Regions from separate parts of the Homo sapiens genome. Here region 1 is linked to region 2. A link is a contact called in ENCODE Hi-C data. All regions are on one chromosome and are shown on one strand. Each heading gives the region's core, a stretch centred on a gene start or an enhancer-like site at or near the end of the contact. The rest is flanking DNA. Distances are from core to core; before and after follow the strand shown. Region 1 holds the start of ACSM3 (acyl-CoA synthetase medium chain family member 3). Region 2 holds the start of POLR3E (RNA polymerase III subunit E).

What was found. A loop is a pair of places that touch in the nucleus more often than their neighbours do. Pooled maps may share reads with other maps.
Region 1: a pooled map shows a loop between it and region 2 (8-fold over the local background). The contact joins the promoter of ACSM3 here to the promoter of POLR3E in region 2. A Hi-C loop is called at or near these places in 7 of 50 pooled maps.

The regions. Positions count from the first base shown.
Region 1 is chr16:20,760,939-20,765,463 of GRCh38, reverse strand. ACSM3 (acyl-CoA synthetase medium chain family member 3) reads right to left here and starts at 1,450. Exons shown (of 14, transcript NM_005622.4): 1 at 1,339-1,450. RefSeq lists an enhancer at 1,184-1,313.
Region 2 is chr16:22,294,843-22,299,151 of GRCh38, reverse strand. POLR3E (RNA polymerase III subunit E) reads right to left here and starts at 1,743. Exons shown (of 21, transcript NM_018119.4): 1 at 1,615-1,743. TRL-AAG2-4 (tRNA-Leu (anticodon AAG) 2-4) reads right to left here and starts at 2,012; the gene lies at 1,931-2,012. RefSeq lists silencers at 523-662, 1,673-2,122 and enhancers at 873-1,012, 1,455-1,999.

The sequences.
Region 1 (4,525 bases), core at 201-2,700, 1.5 Mb after region 2:
AATCCTTCAAACGTATGTTGAAAAGAAAATTGATCAGTCATTTGGAGCTTAAAATGAACCTAACCATTCTGTTCTACCAAAAAGCAAATATCGACATCCTCTTCATCAAAACCATAAGATTACCTTCTCCTCAACAAAGTTCTTTTCCTCCCTTTTCATCGATCTTAGCATTTTACAACTTCTATTTCCCAGGTTTATAAAATTATTTGTAGGTAAAATTGCTGAGATAACTTTCCCAGGGTGACTCCAGATTTTTATACTGAGCCACAGAAACATTGGTAAGGAAAACTCTTCTAAGAAAGACAGTACCACCCCTGGTCAGATAGGCTTCTGAAAGTATTTAAGGTCTCATCTGAAATGCAAGCTCTTTGTCCCTACAGCCAAGGGGGCTTTAGCCTCCCCACAGCTCCCTAAACATCCCTCCCTCTAAGTATCCAAGTAATAACAGTAGTTTAACATATACAGCCTCAACGCAAGGTAAATTCACTGCTGTTGTCTCCAAACCCAACCAGACCCTGCCTGAAGCCCCTCCTATACAGAACTTTTGCAGCTGCCCTTGACCACCTAAAGGAGAAAACTGGCTGCTCTTAGGTTTGCATCTGTGTTTCCCAAAGTTTCCTGGAAGTAATTTACATACTTTCTGGATGATGCAGAAGATGGATTCCCATCTGTCACTGAGCAAGGTGGGGAGCTAAGCAGACAGTACAATGAAAATCTCAGCCACTACCTGGTCTTTTTTTTGAGATGGAGTCTTGTTCTGTCACCCAGGCTGGAGTGCAGTGATGCAATCTCAGCTTACTGCAAACTCCACCTCCCAGGTTCAAGTGACTCTACTGCCTCAGGCTCCCAAGTAGCTGGGGTTACAGGCACCTGCCACCACACCTGGCTAATTTTTTATTTTCAGTAGAGATAGGGTTTCACCATGTTGGCCAAGCTGGTCTCGAACTCCTGGCCTCAAGTGATCTGCATCTGCCCACCATAGCCTCCTAAAGTGGTGGGATTACAGGCTTGAGCCACCGCATCTGGTTCAATTAAAATTAAAAAAAAAATTTATCAACTTAATACATGTACATAGTTTTTCAAAAAATCAAATAGCACCAAAAGGCTCAACATGAAAACTCAGCTGCTACATTTATAGCCTTTTGTGTGTGCATACTCCTCATCACTTAATAGATAGTATCACACAACTGAGAAATTCTGAGAGAAACTTTGGCTGCCCAAGACTTTAATGACAGCATTTTTGATTGTTGGTTTTGTTCATCTGTTTGTTATCTTTGCTCAAAAAACAGATGTGCCAGTTCAGGAAATCTTACACAGGAGGGGAGATGAGGTACTCACTAGTTAACAGATTCCAACACAGATGGAGATTATGGCAGACTTGTTTCTTAGAAGAGCAGCCCTGAACCTTGAGTTCTCACATCTGCTTTTTCCTCGTGGCAGTCTAAAGAAGAGGGAGGAGCAGTCTGACAATCCGGAGGAGCAAGACTGGCCCAAAACACTTTCCTTGATTGGTGGAGACATTCTGGAGGAGGAGCCAAGCTCTGGGCTAAAGTTTACAGGACTCCCAGCGGTTCCTCTTACAGGTAATGATTTACAGAAACAGCAAGCTTTTGAGGGGCGGAGAAAGCAAATTATTAACAAGAAGGAAAGTGTCCAAGGAGTTGCCGAAGTGGTTAGTTCTGTAAAGGGGCAGAGAGAGCACTTCTCAGAAGGAAGAACAGATGGAGGAAGCCATAGAGGAGTTTTGAAATTGAAAGGAAAGAAGTTGAGGGGCGGTTATGGGTTGGCCTAAATCTCATCAAGCCCATTGGTGCGTTTATCTGTCGAAGTGGCAGGACTAAACATAAACGCTATCAGGTTACTCCCCTGCTCAAATCTTTCAGTGCTTCTTTTTCCACTCCAGGTAAAATCCGAGTCCTTACATGAACTGCAAGGAGTTGTATGATCTGGCACAGGGTCCTCTGATCCACAGCCCATTCTCCTTCCTCTGCCTCACTCTGCACAGCCACCGGCCTCCTTGCTTTTTCTCAAACACACTTGCCTGTTTCAGCCTCAGGCTTTCTGAATTCACAGTTTCCACTGACTGGAACTCTTTCCTCAGATATCCCCCTGGCCAAATTCCTCATTTTCTGAGGTGTCTTATTAAATAACTCTTCCCTTACCTCATTTTCTAAAGTAGCACTCTTCATTTTTTCTCTTTTACCATTTTTTAACTTTTTACATCTCTTACTATCACCCTTGAGGGTAAGAACTCTTTTTGTTTGATGGTGTATCTATTGCCTGGAATAGCTACTGGCAAATTTTAGGCATTCAATAAATAGTTGATGGATATGTGAATAAATAAAGGACTCTTTCAATTACATGTGAGAGACCCAACTTTACTTAAAGAGGAATTTGTTGGTCACTTTTGAGTTCTAGGAGTCTTTTGTTGTTGATTCCTTGGGATTTTCTGTGTAATCACATTACCTGTAAATAAGTAAACAGATCTTACTTCTTTCTTTCAGATCTATATGCGTTTTATTTCCTTTTCTTGCCTTATTGCGCAGGCTAGAGTGTCTAGCTCTACGTTGAATAAGAGTGATGAGAGCAGACATCCTTGCCTTGCTTTTGATCTTAGAGGGAAAACATTCAGTCTTTCATGGTTAGGTACAATATTAGTAGTAGGTTTTGTGTAGATGCCCTTTATCAAGTTGAGGAAATTCTCCTCTATTTCTATTTTTTTCTGAGTGTTTTTATCATGAATAGGTGTTGAATTTTGGCAAGTGTTTTTTCTGCATCAGTTACTATAAGCATGTGGTGTTTTTCTTCTTTAGCCTGTTAATAAGATAGATTACACTGATCTTCTAATATTGAACCAGCCTTGCCTCCCTGGAATAAACCTTGCTTGGTCCTGTTGTATATTTCTTTTTCTGTATTGCTGAATTCTATAGTTATGTCTCTTGACAAATTTGAGAACTTTTCAGCTATTATTTCTTGGAGTAAATTTTTAGCCCCCATGTTAGATCTTTTATGATAGTTTCACAGGTCCCTGAGGCTCTGTTCTTTTTTTTCTTTTTTTTCCCATTCTAGTTTCTTTCTTTTGTTCAGGTTGAGTAAATTCTGGCTTCCAGTTCTTTGATTTTTTTCTTCTATTATTTCTATTCTGATGTTAAGCTCATTATTAGAGACAGGGAAAAAACAGTGTTTTTTTTTCTACTCTCACATACCATTCAGCATAATGTTAGCAGTGGTGAATCCATACGGATCTACAATAACTTGATTCTTGCCTCTTCAAAGGAAAGAATTCATCCAAGAGGCATAAGGCAGAGTGAGAGACTGAGGCAAGTTTTTGAGCAGGAGTGAGAGTTTATTAGAAAGTTTTAGAGCAGGAACCAAAGGAAGAGGGGCAAGCAGGCAACTTGAGAGATCCAGGTGCCCTGTTTGACTTTTGACTTTGCGTTTTATACATTGGCATGCTTCCGAGGTTTTGTATCTCCTTTGATTTTTTCCTTGGCATGGGCTGTCTGCACGTGCAGTGGCCTGTCAGCACTTGGGAGGGGCCACATGTGCAATGTCTTTACTGAAGTTGTGCACATTCTCATTTGAGGCGTTTTTCCCTTACCAGTCAAGTGTTCCTAGAGGAAGGTTGTATACCAGTTAAAATCTGCCATTTTGCCTCTTAGTACGCATGCTTGAGCACACTTGCCCAGTTCCTGAGATCTTATTGGAAAGCTGCTGATCACCAGCTTTAGGTGTTTTCTATCTCTTAGGAGACTGCCTTTCCCTGGCACCTACTGCAACCAATTATTTTAGAGTGACAGTTTAATAACCGCCTGACCATCACCTGATTGTCGCCTGACATTCCTGCCTTTCCTGCCTTGCCCATATCTGCCTGACTACCTACTCTAACAATAACACTTCTGACACTAGACGTGTGGGGGGTTTTCACTATACCAAGCAATTCTCCAGTGGACACCAGCTTGGGTGTCATGTCCTACTTAGTTCAACACTGTCTACCTGGAAATAGTGTCAGATCCTACAGGTTAAGGTCTCAATCTGTAAACTAAAAAGTATCTGAGACAGGTCTCAATTAATTTAGAGGTTTATTTTGCCATGGTTAAGGATCATGACCCATGACACAGCTTTAGGAGGTCCTGAGAACATGTGCCCAAGGTGATTGGGTTACAGTTTGATTTGATACATTTTAGGGACAAAGAAGTTATAGGCAAAGACATAAATCAATACATGCTGAGGAGGCTGAGGCAGAAAAATTGCTCAAACCTGGGAGGTGGAGGTTGCAGTGAGCTGAGATCATGCCACTGCACTCCAGCCTGGGCACTCCAGCCTGGGCGACAGAGTGAGACTCCGTCTCAAAAAAAAAAAAATGTGTATACATTGGTTCAGCCTGGAAAGTTGGGACATCTCAAAGGAGGAAGAGGCTGGGCTTTCAGGTAATAGGTGGATTTAAAGATCTCCTGATTGGCAATTGGTTGAAAGGGCTAAACTCTGGCTGAAGAATTGAAATCAGCTTGAGTTAAGGTAAAGG
Region 2 (4,309 bases), core at 494-2,993:
GGAGAGGATAGGTTCCCTGACCACCCTATTTTAAAAGCCTCCCCCAGCCTCCTCCCAGGCCCTACCACATCTCTGTTTTCTTTCCTTGGTGGGTCTCATCTTAATCTGGAACTACCTGGTCTATTTGCTCAGGTGTTGTTTGTCTTCTGCAATAGAACGTAAGCTCCATGAAGGCTTCTCAGTGCTTCAGTTTCCTCAACTATGAAATGCAGACAATCATACTTTACTTCATCAAAGCTGTTATGGGGAGCATTACTTTAAAAAAAAAATCCAGTGCTGGTTCTCTCAATACCTAGAACAGTGCCTGGCACGAAGTTGACACTCAATATAGTACAAAGAATACTTTATATTTAATCTTCTCATTAGCCCTATCAATAGAGATTTATCATCTTCAATTTGGAAATGACGAGACTGAGGTTCAGATATAAGCAACTCATCCAAGGTGGAATGAGGACAGAAACTTGGGTCTCGCTATGTCAAAGATCCTTATTCTTATTCTTAACCACTATACTGCACGGTTTTCTGATAAACGGCAGTATGGTTAAGTGGGTAAGAGCTTGGACCCGAGAACAAAACTGTGCAGGTTCAAATCCCACCACAGCTGCTTGGCATCTGTGACCCACCTGAGTTGTCTGGGTTTGGTATTCCTCCCTATTTTCATCCCTAAAGTAGGGAAACTAAGTACCGACCTCCAGACCCCTGCGGGGAAGGAGTAAGGACAGGACGCTAATAAACGTAACCTCTGGGAAGGTTTGTTATTACTTGACAACATGTTTTCTGCCAACGTAAGCGGGTAATGACGCTAAGCCACAAGTCAAACGCTGCAAGCAGGAGCGTCACCCGGTTTCTACTGAGCCGTCACCACAACCCTATGAGGTAGGAATTTCTATTATCTCTATTTCACAGATGAGGAAACTGTGGAGATCGCTAAGATCTCTTCTTTCCGCCTCCAAGCCCAAGGAATTCTAAAGCTAACCCAAAGGAACGACCTTGTTTGTTTACTGACACCTCCTCGGACCGAATGGTCAGGGCTGTATCCGGAACACAGAGTTGGCTCGGTAAACACTGAATGGTTGCCTGAATAAATGAATGAGGAATCCCTGGCCTCGCCGGGCAGAGGCTAATCCGGTTCAGCTGCGAAGTGGGGGCTCCGGCAGGCGCAGGTGCCCTCCCTGCCCATCGGGGCGGGCCGCCGATCCCGAGCCTCGCTGTCCAATGGGTTTCTGCTCCCTCGCGGGTGGTCAGGCCCCCCTTCTCACGCCCACCACGCAGTCCCTGCCGCGAGCCGCCACTACACCCGACGCGCGGACAGGTGTTTCTTCCGTAGGAGGCCTCCCAGGCCCGGATAGGGCAGGTCGGCTGGACCCTGAGTCACCGCCGCCAGCGTCGGCCGCGGCCTCCCCAACTCCCAGGTGTCAGGTCAAGGAAGTCAGAGTCCGGGGTCGGCCTGGAGCCGGCTGCCCCTCCTCCCCGCCCGAGTCCCGAGAGGCCTCCAGCTGCTAGGCACAGCGCGGCGCGGGCCTCCTTGGCCTACTCGGGAATCTAGCCCAGGCCCACGTCGTGAGTGCGGTCCGGCTCAAGCCCCAGCTCGGGCACTGCCAAGACGGGACTCACCTCTCCGCGGGGGCCGAGCGCGGACGGCGGCAACGGCCCAGTTACCCGCGGGCTGCAGAGACGGCGGCGGCCCGGCTCTCCTCTCAGGCGGCGGCCATGTTGCTGGTGGAGAAACTCCGGCGGACACGTGGGGGGGAGCGGGCCGGCCCCAGCGTTTCCTCTTACCCACAATGCCCCGCCCCGGTGCACGCGGCTCCGCCCCCTCCGCCGCGCCATTCATGCAGGCCGTGAGCCCCGCCCTGCAGCAGGGGGCGCTGATGGCACGCGCAAAACTGAGCCAGGAGTGTATGCAGCGGGGACAAAAAGACAGCAACCCTGGCAGCGGTGGGATTCGAACCCACGCCCCCGAAGAGACTGGAGCCTTAATCCAGCGCCTTAGACCGCTCGGCCACGCTACCCAGCTGCAATATGTTTATGCCAGAAAGCTACTTAATGCTTTTGCTTTTGCATTTAATCTGGACATTGCGAGGCGTTTTCGCTGAGGTTTTTTTTTTGCTTAACGTGTGTTCAAGGTGATCCCTATAGAATTATTTTAAAAAGCCGTGTTTTGGAAAATAAACACTTGCTCCAGTCTTTAGACCCAGGTTGGTTCCGAATAGGTATTAGAGCAAAACGCATTTTTAGAAACTTTACTCTGAGTTGGATGGTTAACCCGGAGACCCCTGGTTAACCCACAGGTAATCCATACGACCCGGATTGGGTGTCTCCGGGAGAAGAAATTGATCTGATCAGAAACATGCACCAGGGGATCTGACGGCCAAACCCTGGAGCTGGTCTGGGCAGTTGTCTCTGAAAAATTATGTTTAAATTTTTACTTACACAAATAACACGCGAATTATTGCAAAATATTTAAACTTTGCAGATAAGGTACAAATGCTCTTTGACCTTGACTCGCATCCTAGGCCCCTCCGCCGAGGTAACTAACCATTATTATCTGTTTAATATGAACTATGGTTTGAATGTGTCCCCCAAATTTCATGTGTTGGAAATTTAATCCCCAATGTGGCAGTATTGTGTGGTGGGCCCTTTAAGAGGTGATTAGATCATGAGGGTGGAGCCCTTATGAATGGATTAATCTCTTCATGGATTCATGGATTAATGGGTTAATGGATTAATGGGTTATCTTGGGAGGGGGACTGATGGCTTTATAAGAAGAGGGAGAGAGACCTTAGCTAGCAAGGGAGCAGCTCAGCACCCCCTCCATATGATGGCTTGTACTGCCTGGGAACTCTGCAGGTGTCCCCCACCAGCAAGAAGGCCCTCACCAGATGCACACTCTTGACCTTGGACTTCTCAGACTCCATAACTGTAAGAAATAACTTCCTTTTCTTTACAAATTACCCAGTTTCAGGTATTCTGTTATAAGCAACAGAAAATGGACTAAAACACTATATATCTTTCTAGATCTTTTGCTGTGAATTTATATGTTTATATCTATATGGATATATATAGATATAGCCATAGAAGATAGCTTTGTTTTTATTGTGTATGGATTTGAACACAAATATTGTCACATTATTCATATAGATCTGCAATTGGCTGTTATTTTTCACCAGACTGTATTTTAAAATACCTATCCGTGTGGATATGCAAAGATATTAAAAACAAAAATGCACAAAAATTACAAAGAAAAAAATTATCATCCATAGTGCCACCACCTGGCATTAAATTAATGACTTAGTATTGTGGCATTTTTTTCCTTTTCTTTTTTCTTTTCTTTTTTTTTTTTTTTTTTTTTTTTTTTTTTGATGTGGAGTCTCGCTCTTGCTGTCTAGGCTGGAGTGCAGTGGTGCGATCTCCGCTCACTGCAATCTCTGCCTCCTGGGTTCAAGCGTCTCTACTAAAAATACAAAAATTAGCCTGGCGTGGTGGCACATGCCTGTAATCCCAGCTACTCGGGAGGCTGAGGCGGGAGAGTTGCTTGAACCCGGGAGGCGGAGGTTGCAGCGAGCCGAGATCCCACCACTGCACTCTAGCCTGGGCGACAGTGAGAAACTCGGTCTCAAATAAATAAATAAATAAATAAATAAATAAATAAATAAATAAATAAAAAATAGATCACACTATTACAAATAGAAATTATTAGACCATTGCAAATAGAAATAAGTCCCCCTCCCATTCTCCCCTGTCTATAACTGTCATGAATTTGATGTGTATCTTTCCAATAATTTCTTACATTTTTACTATAAAATTTATGAATAATATCTAAAATGGTTATCTGTATGTTTTTCACTTATATAAATGTTAGCACATTGTACTGATATCCTAAAACTTGCTTTTCTCATTTCAACAGTATTATTATTATTATTATTTTAAGAGAGTGTTGCTCTGTCACCCAGGCTAGAGTACAGTGGTGCAATCATAGCTTACTGTAGCCTAGACCTCCCGGGCTCAAGCCATCCTCCCACCTCAGCTTCCCAAGTAGCCAAGATTACAGGCATGAGAGACTGTGCCAGGCCCAACATTATGTTTTTGAGGTCTGTTATGATGCCTATAGATCTAATTCATTCATTCCATGCCATGTACAACTTTTAAGTTGTTACTAAATTTTTGTCATTACACACAATATGGCAGGAAGTATCCTTGCACATGGCTCCTTGTCTTACGTATGGACATTTCTCTAGGGTATACACTAGAAATGAAATTGCTGGTCTATATTTATACTTTCCCTAGTATTATATAATAATAATATTAA